Regions from separate parts of the Homo sapiens genome. Here region 2 is linked to region 1. A link is a loop called in an ENCODE intact Hi-C map of the cell type or tissue named here. Cell type or tissue: mammary epithelial cell. All regions are shown on one strand.

Region 1 (8,000 bases):
CAATAATGACGTTGCTGTGTCAAATAAATTGTAGTTCTATTTTAAGTTCTTTAAGAAACCTCTAGACTGCTTTCCACATTGGCTGAATTAATTTACATCCTCATCAGCAGTGTATAAGCATTCTCTTTTCTCTGCAACCTAGCCAACATCTGCTATTTTTTGACTTTTTAATAATGGCCATTCTGATTAGGGCGAGATGATGACTCATCATGGTTTTGATTTGCATTTCTCTAGTGATTAGTGATAATGAGCATTTTTTTCATATGCCTGTTGGCTAGTCATATGCAGAAGACTGAAACTGGACCCCTACTTTTTGCAACATACAAAAATAATCTCAAGATGGATTAAAGACTGAAATGTGAAACCTAAAACTATAAATACCCTAGAAGAAAACCTAGGAAATACTATTCTGGATGTCAGTCCAGGCAAAGATTTTATGATGAGGGCTCCAAAATCAATTGCAACAAAAGCAAAAATTGACCAATGGGACCTAATTAAACTGAAAAGCTTCTGCACAGCAAAAGAAACTATCGACAGAGTAACCTAAAGAATGGGAAAAATTATTTGCAAACTATGTACCCAACAAAGGTCTAATGTCCAGAATCTATAAGGAACTTAAATTGACAAGTAAAAAACAGCCCCGTTAAAAAATGGGCAAAGGGCATGAATGGACACTTCTCAAACACTTGCACTTCAGATGCCATTCTTCATCCTTTCTCACTCATCGATTCCCACCTATCCCAACATTCTACCTGCTCTGTTAGGCTCCCTTCTTTACCCTTCTAAACACACACTCAATATTACTGCTTTTGCTAATATGTTTGCCTCCGCCTGTAATGCACTCTCTCCTCATCTCAATCCTTTCTTTACTGTTAAGTGACATGCCACCTCCTCTCAAAAATCTGCCTGTATTTTTCCATCTTTCTCCATGTGCCCATGGAATACTGGGATTCATATTCCTATTAGAGCATTTATTAATTGGTGTTGTATTAGACTGTGCTCTTTGAGGGCAAAGACTAAGTCTAATTTAGCCTGACTTTCTCCACAGGCTAACTCTTGCACAAAGTATGTGCCCAATAAATTCTGTGGGACTAAACTTCTTGGCTGATCTTGCATTTATAGCCCCTGTCTTTGAGTTTAGGTGCTCATTTGGTGCTAATTTTTTCTTGTTTGCTAATGTCCTCCTCGATGATAAGCTAATTTTTGGTGGTGATTCTGCTGTGTAGCACGTGGTTTTCTTGACTCAGTCTCCAGTCTTAAATGTCCACTCTAGTTCTAATTGATGTCTGTGATTTCTAAATTTGTATACTACTAGACTTACAAAGTTGAAGAAAGCTTCATTTGTGCTACATTGCTAGTCTTTTTCGTTACCAATATTAACTTTTCTTGTTAAAAAATATGAAAAGGGTAATTTACTTTGCAAGGTAATGTAAAGATTAAGTCAGATAATTTATTTGAAAGTGCTTTATGAATTGTCAATTATCATACAACATGGTGTTATTAGTAATAGTAAATTGTATGCCTCTTGAGAGTAAAATATACCTTTTACTGTGTGGCAGATTTTGCCTACTAATCATCTACCAGCTGTCTGCACCCTACATGGTCCTTTGTACTTCTTTGCCAGCAGAATATTGGTCCCACAGTAGGGGCTAAATATGTCTAATATTCTTTCTCCTGTATCACTTGCAGCTAGAACCTGGGCAGTGGACTCAATTTTGGCCAAGGAGTCCTGAGTGGAAACCCGCTGTGTGATTTCTGGGATAAATTTTGCTTCCTGTTTTTTTTAAATGCATGAAAATAAAATTTTCTGTTTTCTGTCTTGCTGTGGTTGCCCGGGACCATGATGGTAATCTTGCCACCCCAAGAGAAAAGCCAAAAATGAGTGCCAGTTATCTATGTGTGGCAGAGTGGAAAGGTATAAGGAACATGGGCTCTTGTTCTGTTGTTGAACTACTACCTACACCCTGAAACTACTTCGCCTCCAGAACTTTTGTTATAGAAGAAAATAACTGTTCTTATCAATTAAACCACTTTTAAGCTGCATATTCTGTTCCTTGTACCCCAAAGGATTCTACTTCTATTATATCCTTCACAGTGTCAAGGCCAAGGTTAGATTCTTAAGTACTCCCTGTTTGATTATAATTGTACTTATTTTCTTCTCATGTTTTTGTAAAATGGGTACTAATATTCATCAACTCCTTGCAAAGGCAAAGAAATTACACTCCAAGAAAACATAGACACATTGATTGTTAAGATTATATGACCGTGTCATTATCAGGATGCCACAGACGCAAGGCCTGAAATAAACAAGACTTAAATTGAAAGCAGAAATACTATAGGCAAGATGAAAAGAGTCAACACAAATGAAAACTGTGATGGAGGACAGCTTCTAACTGTGACTCTGCGACTGGTAACAATGCAAAGCTTCATAACCTCTTGGGTAAATAGCTCTCATACTCCCATCATTGTGCTAATGTCTCCCTCATTTCTCTTTCTCATGTCTGAGGTCAATGTATCAAATTACATTATTTAATGGCCTATATTATAATTTAATTTCAATAGGATTGACCACATTTATACTCAGAAATGCTCAAAATCATATGTATGCTTTTTAAGGAAATTTCCCTTGGAAAAATTCCAAGCCTATTATTAAGAACCTGTGTCGGCCGGGCGCGGTGGCTCACGCCTGTAATCTCAGCACTTTGGGAGGCCAAGGTGGGAGGATCACGAGGTCAGAAGATCGAGACCATCCTGGCTAACATGGTGAAACTCCGTCTCTGCTAAAAATACAAAAAATTAGCTGGGCGTGGTGGCAGGTGCCTGTAGTCCCAGCTACTCGGGAGGCTGAGGCAGGAGAATGGTGTGAACCCGGGAGGCTGAGGTTGCAGTGAGCTGAGATAGCACCACTGCACTCCAGCCTGGGCGACAGAGCAAGACTCTGTCAAAAAAAAAAAAAAAAAAAAAGAATCTGTGTCACCCAAGTAATCCATCTAAAATGGTTTATCAGGCTACAACCATAATATAAATGGTACAAATACGTTGGATAATCTTCATGTTAAAGCTGTGCTTTCTGATTATATCCTATCCAGCAGTTAACTCTTAGTATGAAGAGGAAATAGAGCTTGAATGACTGACAAATGCACCTATCAAGTAATTGGACTGGGCTGGTTGTCAGTGGCTTAAAAAAATTTATGACCCATGAAATTTCTTAGTAGTGTCGTTATTGTCCATGGTACCCGACCAAAATGAAGGCTTTGTTTTCAACTGCAGCTGGATTATCATTTCAGATATTAGGACAGAGCTCCTTACTTTAAAAGTTCCCTAAAGTGAAAGATGGAATTTCAGATGTGAAAGGGTTCAGCTTTTCTTCTCTCTGAATTGATATTGCTACCAAATTTAATATCCTTATTATCTAGTGTGGAGACACAATTATCAAAGCGAGGCACATTGTTAAATTAGGCAAAGAAAGGTGTGAAACCAGGAAACACAGATGAGAATGAGAGAATTCGAATCAATGATGGAAACCGAGTTTGGAAAATCCCTGAGTCTAGAGGTATCCACAACAGAGGAATCTGTTGCCTCAGGCTGAGTGGTGAGAGAGCTCTTAGGAGTCCCCACCTATTACAAACTTGGATTTGGATAACGGCAAGAGTTGTGTAAAGGGAATTTAGAATTATTGGCCGTGCATCCTAGCAGTGTTAGCCTCTCAGGCGCCTCTGGTCATTTCAGCTCATCTGTAACAGTGAACAGATGACAGCTGCCTCAATATTGTGTGCTACGTTGAAGGAGCTGCTATACCACAAATGGCCAGGAGAGGTCAGCATCGGAAGTACATGACGGCACTCCTGGATTTTCAGAAAAACTGTGATAGCTACAAGGAAATCAAAAGGAAAATATCTGTGAACAATATATCAGATAAGGGGTTAATTTCCAAAATATGTAAGGAAATGTAGGGAACTCCTGTCACTAAATGCCATATATATATATATATTATATTATAATCTATCTAAATGATAGGCAAGGATTATAAACACAAAAGAATTAAAAAAATAGGCAAGGACTGGAACAGAAATTTCTCCTATTGACATATAAACAGCCAATAGGTATATGAGATGCTCAACATTATTGATCATTAGAGCAATTAATATAAAATTATAATGAGATATTATTCATGCCTGTTAGAATGCCTTTTATATATATATATATATATATATATATATATATATATATATATATATATAAACAAAAGATAAGTGTTAGTGAGGATGTGAAGAAATTGGAACTCTTGCACATTGTTGGTGAGAATGTAAAATGGTGCATCAGCTACAAAAAACAGTGTGGAGTTTCCTCAAAACAGTTAAAAATAGAACTATTATATAAATAAATCAAGAATCCTACTTCTGGATATATATCCAAAAAAACTGAAATCAGGTTCACCATGATATATCTGCACTCCCATGTTCCTTGCAGTGTTCTTCAAAATAGCCAAGATAAAAAAGCAACACAAGTGTCCATAGACAGATGAATGGATTTTAAAAATGTGGTATATACATACAATAAGATATTATTCACTATTAAAAAAGAAGAAAATCCTGCCATTTGCACAACATAATAAACCTGGAGCACACTATGTTAAGGGAAATAGGCCACTCACAGACGGACAAATATTGCATGATCCCGCTTATGTGTGATGTCTATAATAGTTAAACTCATAGAGGTAGAGAATATAATAGTGGTTTCCCAGACCAGAGGGGTGGAGGAAATGGGGAGTTGTTCCATTAGTATAAAGTTTCTCTTACGTCAGATAAGCAGATTATAAAGATATGCCATATGACATAGTCCCTATAGCTAACAATGTTGTATTATGTATTTCAAAATGTTAGGAGGGTAGATCTCAGGTTCAAAAGGAAAATATTTGCAAACCATATATTAAGTGTTCTTACTATAAAAACAAACAAACAGCTGAAAAACAAAAACAAAAGAAAATAAAACTTTGGGAGATGTCATTCTCCTTAGGAAGAGGCAATCTAATATGCTTTCTGTGCTTTGAGGCCAGAAAATCAAGGAAACAGCTTACTACAGTAGATATTGCCTGGGATCTATACTCAGTAGATCTGGATTTCCATCTGGAGTCTACCTCCTTTTAAGGAATCATGTAACTTCTTTTAACTTGAGTTTTCTCACATATTAAAATAGGGTTCATAATATGTACTTTACAAAGTTATACTAAATTATAAGGTTATTGTGGAAATGAGTTAAACATTTGGAAACCAATGGGTACGTATAAATTGATAAAAATATTTTTTGGAAATTATAAGAACTTTTCCTTTTCTAACAAAATGGAAATAAGCCAAGTCGTTAGAAGCAGGAGAAAACTGAGCAGTGATACCTATAGAAGTCTGGGTCTGGGTTACAAAAAACAAAGCAAACAACTCTGACTAAATGGAATTTATTGACAGGACAATACATAGTTTTCTGAACTTAAGGGATGGCTGAAGAGGTAGACATGGAGGTGGACCAAAATTTGGAATGATGTCACAGCCAAAATTTCACCCTGTGAAGTTTGCTGATGCTGCTGCTGGCTCCATTGTTACTGGATGTGGTTTCCAGGACATCAGTCCCTATTGCCACCATCATCTTATCCTTAGACCCTCTGCTATTGCTTGAGTCTCAACTTTATCATAGCTGCTCTGAGTAAACACTAATTTTTTCTTTATTTATTTCAACAATATTTCTGTAGTTTTTAAGGTATATATTTTGCCCTTACATTAAATTTATTCCTCAGTGTTTAATTCTTTCTGATGTTATTGTAAGTCAATTATTTTCTTAATTTCATTTTCAGATTGTTCATTGCTAGTGTATCGAAATAAAATTTATTTTCTTGTAGTCCATAAACATGCTGAATGAATGTATTCGTTCAAATTAATTTTTTAGTGATTTTTTCTAGATTCTCTATATGCAAGATAATGATACTTGAAAATGGAGATAATTTTAGTCATTCCTTTTCAATCTGGTTACCTTTCATTATCTTGCAACTTATCCTGGCTAGGACCGCCAATACAATGTTGAATAAAAGTGGCAAGAATAAACACTTTTGTCTTCTTCCTAGTCTTAGGGAAAAGCATTCAGTCTTTCTCCATAAGTATGATGTTAGCTTAGTTTTTATAGGTGTTATTTATCAGATTGAGAAAGTTGTATACTATTCCTAGTTTATTGAGTGTTTTGTCATGAAGGAATTTTAGATTTTGTAAAATGCTTTTTTTTCCTGAATCTAGTTAGATGATCATGTGGATTTTGTCCTTTATTCTACTGATATGATGTACTACACTTATTTTCAAATTTAAACTACTTGGTCATGGTGTAAAATTTTTTTATATATTGTGGCTGATTCTGTTGGTATTTTATTAAAGTCTTAATTTTCTCTAAACTTGTATCATTCTCTCAAGGTTTGAAGGTTCCAATGTTCAAAATCTCAGTTGGGGCATCTATTGGTTGATTCTATGCCTGATACCCACTGCTAGCTGCCAAAGGGCTGAAGAACACAGTCTTTCTTGTTTTTTAGGTAGTAAGAAATGGAGCCTGAATCTCACCTTTACTTTAGGATTTAGGTTTCTTCTCAAACAGGAAAAATGGTTATTTGCTAGACATCCAAAAATGACAAATGTTCATTACAATATTCCATACAAACATTCATGTTTTATGTTATACATTTACATTCATATTTATAAGCACACAGTATAATTTCATGAAAGGGCAGCAGGATTTTTTATTTTATAAAGTAAATTGAATCATTCCCAGCTTTGCATTTTCACTTTGATGTGCAGCCTCTTTGGTGTCTTTGGGCTAACAATGTAGGCAAGGTGAGAGGTTTACTACCTAAGTTACAGATGCCACTGGGAGCACGTTTGGTGATTTTTGGTGTGATATATTTTAAGTGCTGAAGAGCCTTCTTCTCTATTTTTCTTCTTAAAGCCAGTGCCTTCTGCTGGGTGAACATGGTAACAACCCAGCTCAGGAAAGTCAGAAGTCACTTTTCGCCCTACTCCGTTCTCATGCTTCTGTGTTAATTCTTCCTGTTCATACCATCCTTCAACTCTTGACACATACACACAAGTGTACTGGCAAAGCAAGTGTAAAGGCCTCACAAATCCCTGCATGGAATTTGGAAGCTGAGTCAGAAGGAGGTTAAGTGCCTAACCCTAGCTCTTCCAGCACAGTGAGAGCTCCTCAGAATTGAGGTGCTCATCCATGCTTGTGAATTGATTACCTTAAGCACCATGATTTAACACAGCCCTGCCTTTCTAGAGCAGCAGGGAGGGAGCAGGAAACTCTACACTGTGCCAAGCAGAATTAGCTTTTGAGTTTAGGTCACAAAACTACCAGCCCTGGAACCGAGGATCTCTCCTGGTTACCCTTCAGCTTACACTCTATTGAGGGCGAGGCATCACTGATAATTGAACACGTTACTCTATTTGTGACAGGATAATGTTACTCAACATTCAGCCTGTCTCCAAGTGTGCTATGCAAGTGGATGATCTCACTCTTTGATTACAGGGGAAATGCAAGAGAAATGTACTCTTACATTTTAAATTAAATCCCACATTTTTCTTGGAAATTAATTTAAAATGATTGAATAAATATTTATCTGAGAAAATGCTTCTGAATTTTTGTGGAGAGACATCAGATGAGGATTTAGTCAACAAGCTGGAATAGGGGAATGGGGTCATGACTGAGCCAGGAGTGTGCCAGTGGCAGCAGAGAGATGTTGATCAAGACACCCTCTGAGGACAAATTGTGGGATTTATAAGCATTGTCACATCCTGAGGCACAGAATAGCGAAGTGGGAGACTGTGCAAACCCTTTTAAGGTTATTGAAAATTTTTTGCAAACAGATCCAAGTTCATGTTTAGGCTAATAGGAGGAGTGTATTTATGAAATGAGATTTTAAGGTCTTTGAACTCTGTGAAACTTCATTAGCTTATCATTAGTGATTCTAACAC
Region 2 (8,000 bases), 210 kb after region 1:
TCCTTCCACTATCTGTATTTCTGATCTCTTGTGAATAATTCTCTTGGACAAAAATCACAGACCTATCAAGAACAAGTCATAATTTCAATGTAATTGGAAGTTATAATCCATGTTTGAAAAAACAAACCTATAACTCTAATGTGTCACAGTTCTGTCAAAGATTTTCAGTTCATATTATTAAGCTCATTCGGGAGCATCCATATTTAGACTTCTCCACTGTATATGAAAGTTCCCCCAAAATAATAAGTAGGTACTTGCTTGCATTACTATAAGGGCCCTTTTAGAATACGAGAGTCTTTCCTGAAGGCAAATTTTAGTTTCCCCCCTGGTAGACAGAAACAGCTTGAATTTCCCCCAAATAATAGCTTCTTTTTTCCAGCCTAATAAAAGCTTTACTCTTCTTTCCATACCAGGTGCCCTGCTACAATTAGTTTATGGTAATTGGCCAGCATCTGCCCTGTTTCCATTTTCCTCCAGGTAATTCGGTTAGATGATTGCTTACAGCTGCTAAGACTAAATTTGGAACTTATTCTGTATCTAGGAGCATTCTAGTAATTCCCATTAGTGTTTACAATTAATGTTTTCAGGATCTTAAAAAAATAGAGAGATGACTCTAAATAATGAAGGATTTGTATTTCTCTGATATATAGAAAGAATTATCTTCTCTGGATGTAGCTATATATCTCTCGTTCAGGTTAATTATTGTTTGTGTGCATTTGTCAAGAGAGGACTATATCAGTCAGCTGCATTTGTTCTAGTTTCATAATCAAGTTTTAAAACATGAATAGAGGAAAATAATCTATATTGTCTGGAATTTAAAACCAAGTTGTATCCCAAAAAGATACATGCTTCAGTTTCTTATAGAATTTTAAGGAGAAAAGTCATAAAAATGTTTATTCCAATTTTAGGAGGCTGAAATCAGATTTATTATATGATAAGACATTCATCTTGGTGATACAGAGCAAATTAAATATATTATTTTAATTTTAAGCAAAAATTTATTGAAAACATGATGTTGATAACAATAATCTTTTAAGCAAAGTAACTATGAAATAGTCTATTTCATGCAGGATGTAACTAAACCCACAGAGCTCAGTTATATCTCATGGAACATCTTATGGTTTACATGGTGCTATTACCTAAGTGTAATGAATGGAGAAATTTCCACCTTCCAAAAACACTGTCAGACCTCAGGATTAAAATAGGTAACAGAACCATGTAGTAAGACAACAGTGGTATAGTGAAAAATATTTAAGTACAGAAGAAGAAAAAAAGAAAAAGAAGTGTAAAAATCATGAGGGAGTAAAGAACTAAATGTGTTTCACCATCAGATTGGAATATTAATGTGATCAAGTGCCATGAGTAAAGAAGAGGGTGGTGGGAAAGAACGTCAAAGAGGATGGCTTAGGCTAGAGCTTTCAGTGATGCATGTGACTACATAGGCATAGTTTTAATCAGGTAGTCAGTGTTAGTGTCCCACCAGGTGAACAACATTATATGAGAATATCTGGGGACAGGAGTCAGCTGACAAGAATAGTTTGATATAGTTGTGTTACATTTGTCATTTTTTTGTGAGAAAGAAATGAACATTTAAAACTTTTAGAAAAAGGGCAGAAAAACAGTGTCCCATTGTGGATTCTTGGTAAATTAGGGGTAACCACCAGAAGAAAAAAAATCATATGTAAATTTTGAGCTATTGGAAGAGATTTCAATCTGAGCAACAGAAATTAGAAAAGAAAAAGAGGAAGAGAAGGAAAAGGAGAAGGAAGAGAGAAAGGGAAAAAAGAAAAAAGACAAATTGTAGTAAATAAAAACATTAAATTATACGGCAGATATAAATCTTTAGTTACGTGATGTTAGTGAAAATGGTTAGGGAAGGATGTCTAAAAATTTCTTCCTCCATAAAAGCAACAACAAAAACTTGCAAATATAATAAAATTCAACCTGATCAGAACTTTAGAAATTAGCCAAAAGCTTGTAACAATTTAGGCAGAATCTGTTCAAGAAAACTGGTTGCATCGGTGATGTAGGATTTTTCTCAGCAGGATCTGGCCAGCTTCTCTGGGTGCTGACATAGGAGCAAACTCCATGCAGGGCCCACAGCGAGACTAGATGTGTCACTTAGAGGGGAATGCAGTAGTGCCCAGGTGAGGGTGCCTGTGACCCTGAAGCCCTAGAGGGGGAGTTACGATGCTCCTTTAGCAGCTCAATGCTGCCGCGTCACGTGGGGTGGCTACCTTCCTCCAACAAGGGCAAAGGGCTGATGTTACAGCCTTTCTGAGTACTTGCACTCAGTGGGTCCCAAGTTCTTGTCCCACATTCAAGAAGAATGAAGTCATGTGGACAATTGAAGGATAGTAAAGGTGGAGAATTTTATTGAGTGATGAAAATGGCTGTCAGCAGAGAGGGGAACTGGAGAGGGGTTGGAAAGTGCAGGTCATCTTCCCTGAAGTCAGGTTGTCTCTTCCCTGAAGTCAAGCCATCTCGTCCTCTACTGAATGAGTCTGGGTTCTTTATAAGCACAGGATGGAGAATGCATGCTGATTGGTTTGTGAGTATGCACAAAAGGTTAAAGCAAAGACACCAATCAAAGGTGGGCAGGACAGCATAGAAAACTAATTAGGAAAGGGTAGGTATATGTAAAATAGGTGAAGGGTGAGGATCAATCAGAGGAAAGCACGTCAAACAGGAAGATAGGTTCTCAAACTGGTCCAAGGATTTAACTTGTAGCTTGGCTTTCAGGCTTTAAACTCTCTTTGGCTTGGAGGTGGGGCTTCACCAGATACTCATACCTATCTGCCTAGGCATTTGGCTGCCTCCTGTTGTTATAGTCAGCATAATTGCATCTTTGCAAAATGAGCTTTGTGGTGTTGTAACCAGCCCTAGTTCCATCCCATTTTCAGATTTTTCAGTAGCCTAAAATACTAACAGCCAATATTCATGGTGAAAACGAGCAGCCTGGAAGCCACTGGAGGGAGAGGAACCAAACTTGAGCTAGTTCAGTGCCTCCTTCTGAGAAAATTATAATCACTTGATCTGTCTAGTGGTTCCCTGGAAAACCCCATTTGCAATGCTGCCTGTATTTAAGCTGAGTCAGAACTCATCTAGTGTGAAAGGCCTTTTTGCTGGAGAGAAGCATTTGAGGAGAAAGAGTGAGGTAGGCAAAGAAAGAGAAAGAAAGAGAGAAACACGGGAAATGTGGTTTCATGCTGCTCTCCTGGGATTATAGTTGTTTTAATCAGAAGGAAAGAACCCACTCCCTTCATTATTGTTTTACATACCTGTGTATCTTTGTTGTTGCTGCTGCCACTACTGCTACCACCAAAAGATTGATTGGGGACTGGGGCACTAGAGAATGGAAAAAAAAATAAATGAGATTTCCCCCACTCTCTATTAGTATTAAGAGACCCCTCACCTTCTCCTCAAGTCAGCTCTAAAAAGCTGCTCTAGGATCTCTGTTGATACTGATGTCTGCTTTGAGGTTTTAGCGTGTGTTGAGTGGAAGCCTCAGGACACTAGAAAAGAAAAGAAAAGGAAAAGAAAAGAAAAGAAAAGAATTAAAAGACAAGACAAGACAACACTACACACACCACACGTATTGTGATACCTAGAATTCTGCTCCTCACCAATCCACCTACCATGATTTATTTTCCAGTCCTCACTTTACTGCTTCAAGCATTATCTCAAGGTTATTATGGTTGTATCTGTGAAAGTAAAATAAAAATCTCAGGACCTCAAACCACTATGCCAAAGAGAAAAGTTAAGCTTAGGAATTGAGTCACACAAAACTGCCTCCCAGTTTGTTCCTAAATAAATAGCTACAAAGATAGAAGGCTACATATCTCCTCAGAGGGTCTCCCTCTTAATTTGCTCACAAGGATATATCTTGTGAGCTCCAAGATTTTTATCCTAAAACAGTTCTGTTGAAATTTCACCCTGACAATATAGTTTAACAGTTTATCTTCACAGGTACAGGACAAAGAAAGAACTGAGAGTCATCCCTTGATCAGGCTCACCTGAGACAAATGCATATCTGATTGCTTCATCTACTGTATGTTTACTTTATTTTACGTAAAAATGCAGATTCACTGAGCACAAATCTAGTTAACTATTCCTCTACCGCCCCCCTTTCACCTGTAAAATATGGATTCAGTGTATGTTGATCAAAGCCTCAGAAGAATGTCACCCTATACTCTTTTATCTACCCTCCCACATTTTTTCTTTCTTCTTTCTCCTACTGCCCACTCTTTTCCCTTTAAATGCTGAAGTCCCCAAATCCTTTTTTGGAAAAAGCATGAGTTTTGTGTTCCTTTTTTCTAGGAAGTTCCTCAATCTTGGCAAAATAAACCTCTAAATCAATTGAGACCCGTCTCATACTTTTTGGTTTGCACATCCACTGGGAGAGACAGGGTCATGTGTACTCACTCTTATGCAGAGCCAGAAACTTATATCTATTTTTTTCCTTTATCTTTCTTGCATTTTCAATTATGCAATCTGATCCCCTTTGCATATTTTTTGTGTTCTTTCTCTAATAAGGTAGAAAAAATGGAAACAAGAAAGGAAAAAAAGGAAAGAGTAAAGGGAAGGTGAAAGGGAAGAACCAAGGAAAATTAGAAAAAAAGGAGGAAGAAAGGAAAGAAGACAAGACGGAGGAAAAGAGAAATATCTTTTATACTACAGTTGTTCTAAAATATTTTTGTTTCTAAAAACATTATTCAAAGGACACACAAAACCAAGCTTGTATCACAATAATTGATATATAAAAGCAGAGAGGTATTGGGTCATAAGCTTAAAACTGTGCTTTGTCTTCCTTTCTTGTCAAATTGTTACAGAAATTTGTGATATTATTTATTTTTAGGGATGTCCAATAATAAATCTGACGTCTTGTGCCATTTCTGCCACAGAAATAAAACAATTTGATGTTTCCCCTCACACACTGCTGAAACATATCAGTGTTTTCTGATTCTTAAGTTGTTTGGCAATAAAAAATATTTCCTGACCCTTCTGTAAAATATCTGTCTCTGTGCTTTATCCGATCTCATCTCATGCAAGCCAGGGGCTATTTTGTAAATTGATACATTGGTTATCCAAATGCTTGTGAGCATTTAAGTTATATTTACAGTAAGTTTTTGTCAGAAATAGATTTTTTTCTTAGAAATCGAGCTTATTATTTTGCTTTATAGTTAAGTTTATATGGTTTTTTTTTCTGTTTATTATGTATGGAAGATCAGTATTTAGAATGGGACCAGAGCTCAATTTTCTAGATTTAGCTGGTATTAACCAGCTAGGATAATATTGTGGATGTAAATTATGTAATCTAAATATCTAGAGGATCGCTAGGCAATGGGCTTATTTCAGTGTTATTTTTCTGTCAGCTGTATATGCAAGGGAGTAAATATGTTGAAAGAAATATGTTGAAATATATTAAAGGAAGGAAGCTACACTCACTGTAAATTCGAAGGATGCCTGGAAGACTTTTAGGGTACAACTCCTAGTCATTTATTTTATGAAAGAATGAGAATTCTATAAGAAACATCTTCTGAACCAGAATGGAAACATATAAGCTTGGCCTGGAACAATAGACCATTAGCCAAGAGGAGAACTGATGTTGACTACAAGAGTGTGCTATTTGGGTTACTTTCTATTCCAGCTCTCCCTGATCTACTCCTGAGCCCTCAGGTGAGGATACTTCAGAGAAGACTAAAAGAGCCACATCTTTGGTATGTTCTTAAGATCTGAGTGATCTGGGCAATGTTGCTTTCTCAGCCACTTACATAAATAGAGGTGGATGGCATTTGCTCTGCCTCAAATAAGTCAATAAATTAAGACGTAGAATAGAGGAGTAGCAGGATATGTCTTGAATCACAGAGAGAAAGGAAATGTGAGAATGATAAAGGCATAGCAACTTCTTGGTTAGTCTCCTACAAAGGCAACATCAGGAGTAGAAAAAGGAAAATGTTAGATGTTCTGGGACAACTAGAAGGCCCAGGATCACCTGGAAGGTAGCCCTTAGAGTCCTCTGGAGCTAGTTTAGAAGAATGTTAGCCCTGCTAAAATTCCCCAAACTGGGATGTGCAACAAAATAATCTAATTTTGTTATTGTTATGATACTTCTGTACCTGGAAACTGTTTCATATGAGAAACATAAATTACATATGTGTTTCTTTTTCTGTTACCAGAAAGAATAGAATAAGATCTAGAACTTATAAATATTGAATATAACACCTGAGAACATAAGTAAAATTTTGTTGAATATAATGTATTTCTACCCATTTCTTATGTCCCTTTCCAATTTACCTTGTTTCAGAGTTTCAGAGGACTTGAATCAGCATAAACAAAAATGAACAAACAAGTCAAGGGCCCAGAGCCATTGTAGCTGAGAAGTGACACAGTAGTTACGTGCTGCATCTGGGTACCAAAAGATACAGTTTTGATTACCATTATGTTTCTCATTTGATCCTAGCAATTACTTTATAAATATTTGCATTATTCTGTGGGCTCTAAACCTGTTCATGAGAAGCTATTAAAAAGATTGAGCTTATTTTTTTTAAAGTAATATTTCCTAAATCCTTTGCAGGTGTTTTGAATATAATATAAAGATTGCTCGCACGCTCTCTCTCTCTTTCTCTCTCTCCTCTCTCTCTGGAGTTTTACTGATCTAGAAAGTCCTAAACTTTGGGAACTATCACAACCTTGTTATTAAGGAAAATATGCTAAACTGAGTTTTAGGATATCTACCTTCTTAACCCACATTCCAAGGAAGGGACTTTAGGCATCATGTAAGCCAGTGGTTTTCAGCGTGGGAAGGTGGGTATCAGAATCATTTAGATCATCCTGTTTCTGGACAGGAGATAATGGATTAGTAGGACATCCTTGTCAACGTACATTTGTTGATCACCCAAAGCAGCAACATTTTTCTGAACACTAGTAATCAACCAAGTCAGTGTTCATTTATTGATCACCCAAAGTAGAAGCAGTTTTAAGAACACTAGTAATTTGTCAAAATATTTCAGGTAGCTATTTCCTTGCAATTAGTGCTGGTTCTGCTTGAAATGTGAGCACATCCCTAGATGCAAGAGTAGATAGCTGCCTAAGACCACGCGGTATTCACAGCATCCAAGAAGCAAGACAATTTAACAATTAATATTTCTTCATCAATGATTATATAAAATATATATGTATATCAGCATTCTGAAAAATTTGAATAGAAAATTTGAAATCAACTTAAAACTGAAAAGCTAAAATTGAACTGCTCAGAACTCTGATTTACAAAAATGAGCACATAGTTTGAAAAATGTCAAAGATAGGAATGACACCGACTGTGCAAATAAATCTATCAGGGTGTTACCTTAAGTGCTCTGATGCCAAGGCTGTAAACAACTTGAGAGCACAGTCCATAGTTTTTCATTTTGTTAAACTCCTTTTACTTGTGCATTCATTCACTGAATTATTAAGGACACACTTAAGGCCACCACTATGCTAGGCATAAGGACAGTCAGGAATAAGTTAGGCATGATACTCCTGTCTAGAGCATTGGTGAAAATAAGGTAGATTTTAATAACCTTTTACTGAATTGAACTCTTCTTCCTTCCTTTTCCTTCCCTCAATTTTTTTCTGCAAACATTCAATTATCTATTAATGATGATGAGTTAACACGGTTGTATATCTAATCTGTGCATTTTTAAGACTTCTATTTAAAGAGACTTGTGTGTGGTTTGTAAAATTTTGACTCTTTTTAATTTAGCTTTTCTAATCTTTACTCATTACCAAGAACATTTTTATAATGAGTGGTGAGGGGCTTAACATAATTTTCAATCATTGCCCCTCTTCAGAGCTTTTTTATGTTATGTCCTGACTCATTTGCCATTTTAATTGTGCTTTTACTTTAATCACTAGCATATCTTCTTTCTCAATCCTCTTTTAATGCTATTTTTGTAATGAGGACCATTAATCTATTTTGCTGACATTTCATTACATGTCTGCAAAATATGACTAACTGG

Evidence for each region. Hi-C counts contacts between places; a loop is a spot of excess contacts. Peaks named below come from ENCODE experiments on the same cell type or tissue, not always from the same donor. Only the 100,000 strongest peaks of a DNase experiment are listed, where the experiment ranks them.
Region 2: a loop joins it to region 1, with 10 times the contacts of the local background. A loop is called at or near these places in 6 of 110 quality-filtered maps.

The regions. Positions count from the first base shown.
Region 1 is chr6:49,405,932-49,413,931 of GRCh38, reverse strand. No RefSeq gene overlaps it. Among named protein-coding and RNA genes, the nearest start is that of MMUT, 53 kb to the left of the region's middle. In mammary epithelial cell, a CTCF peak has its summit at 3,801 (motif pointing right); a DNase peak (open chromatin) is centred at 3,781.
Region 2 is chr6:49,198,190-49,206,189 of GRCh38, reverse strand. It overlaps LOC124901478 (a long non-coding RNA gene), which reads right to left and starts at 3,515. Exons shown (of 2, transcript XR_007059902.1): 1 at 3,282-3,515; 2 at 2,354-2,511. In mammary epithelial cell, no CTCF peak of the experiment used is centred here; a DNase peak (open chromatin) is centred at 3,069.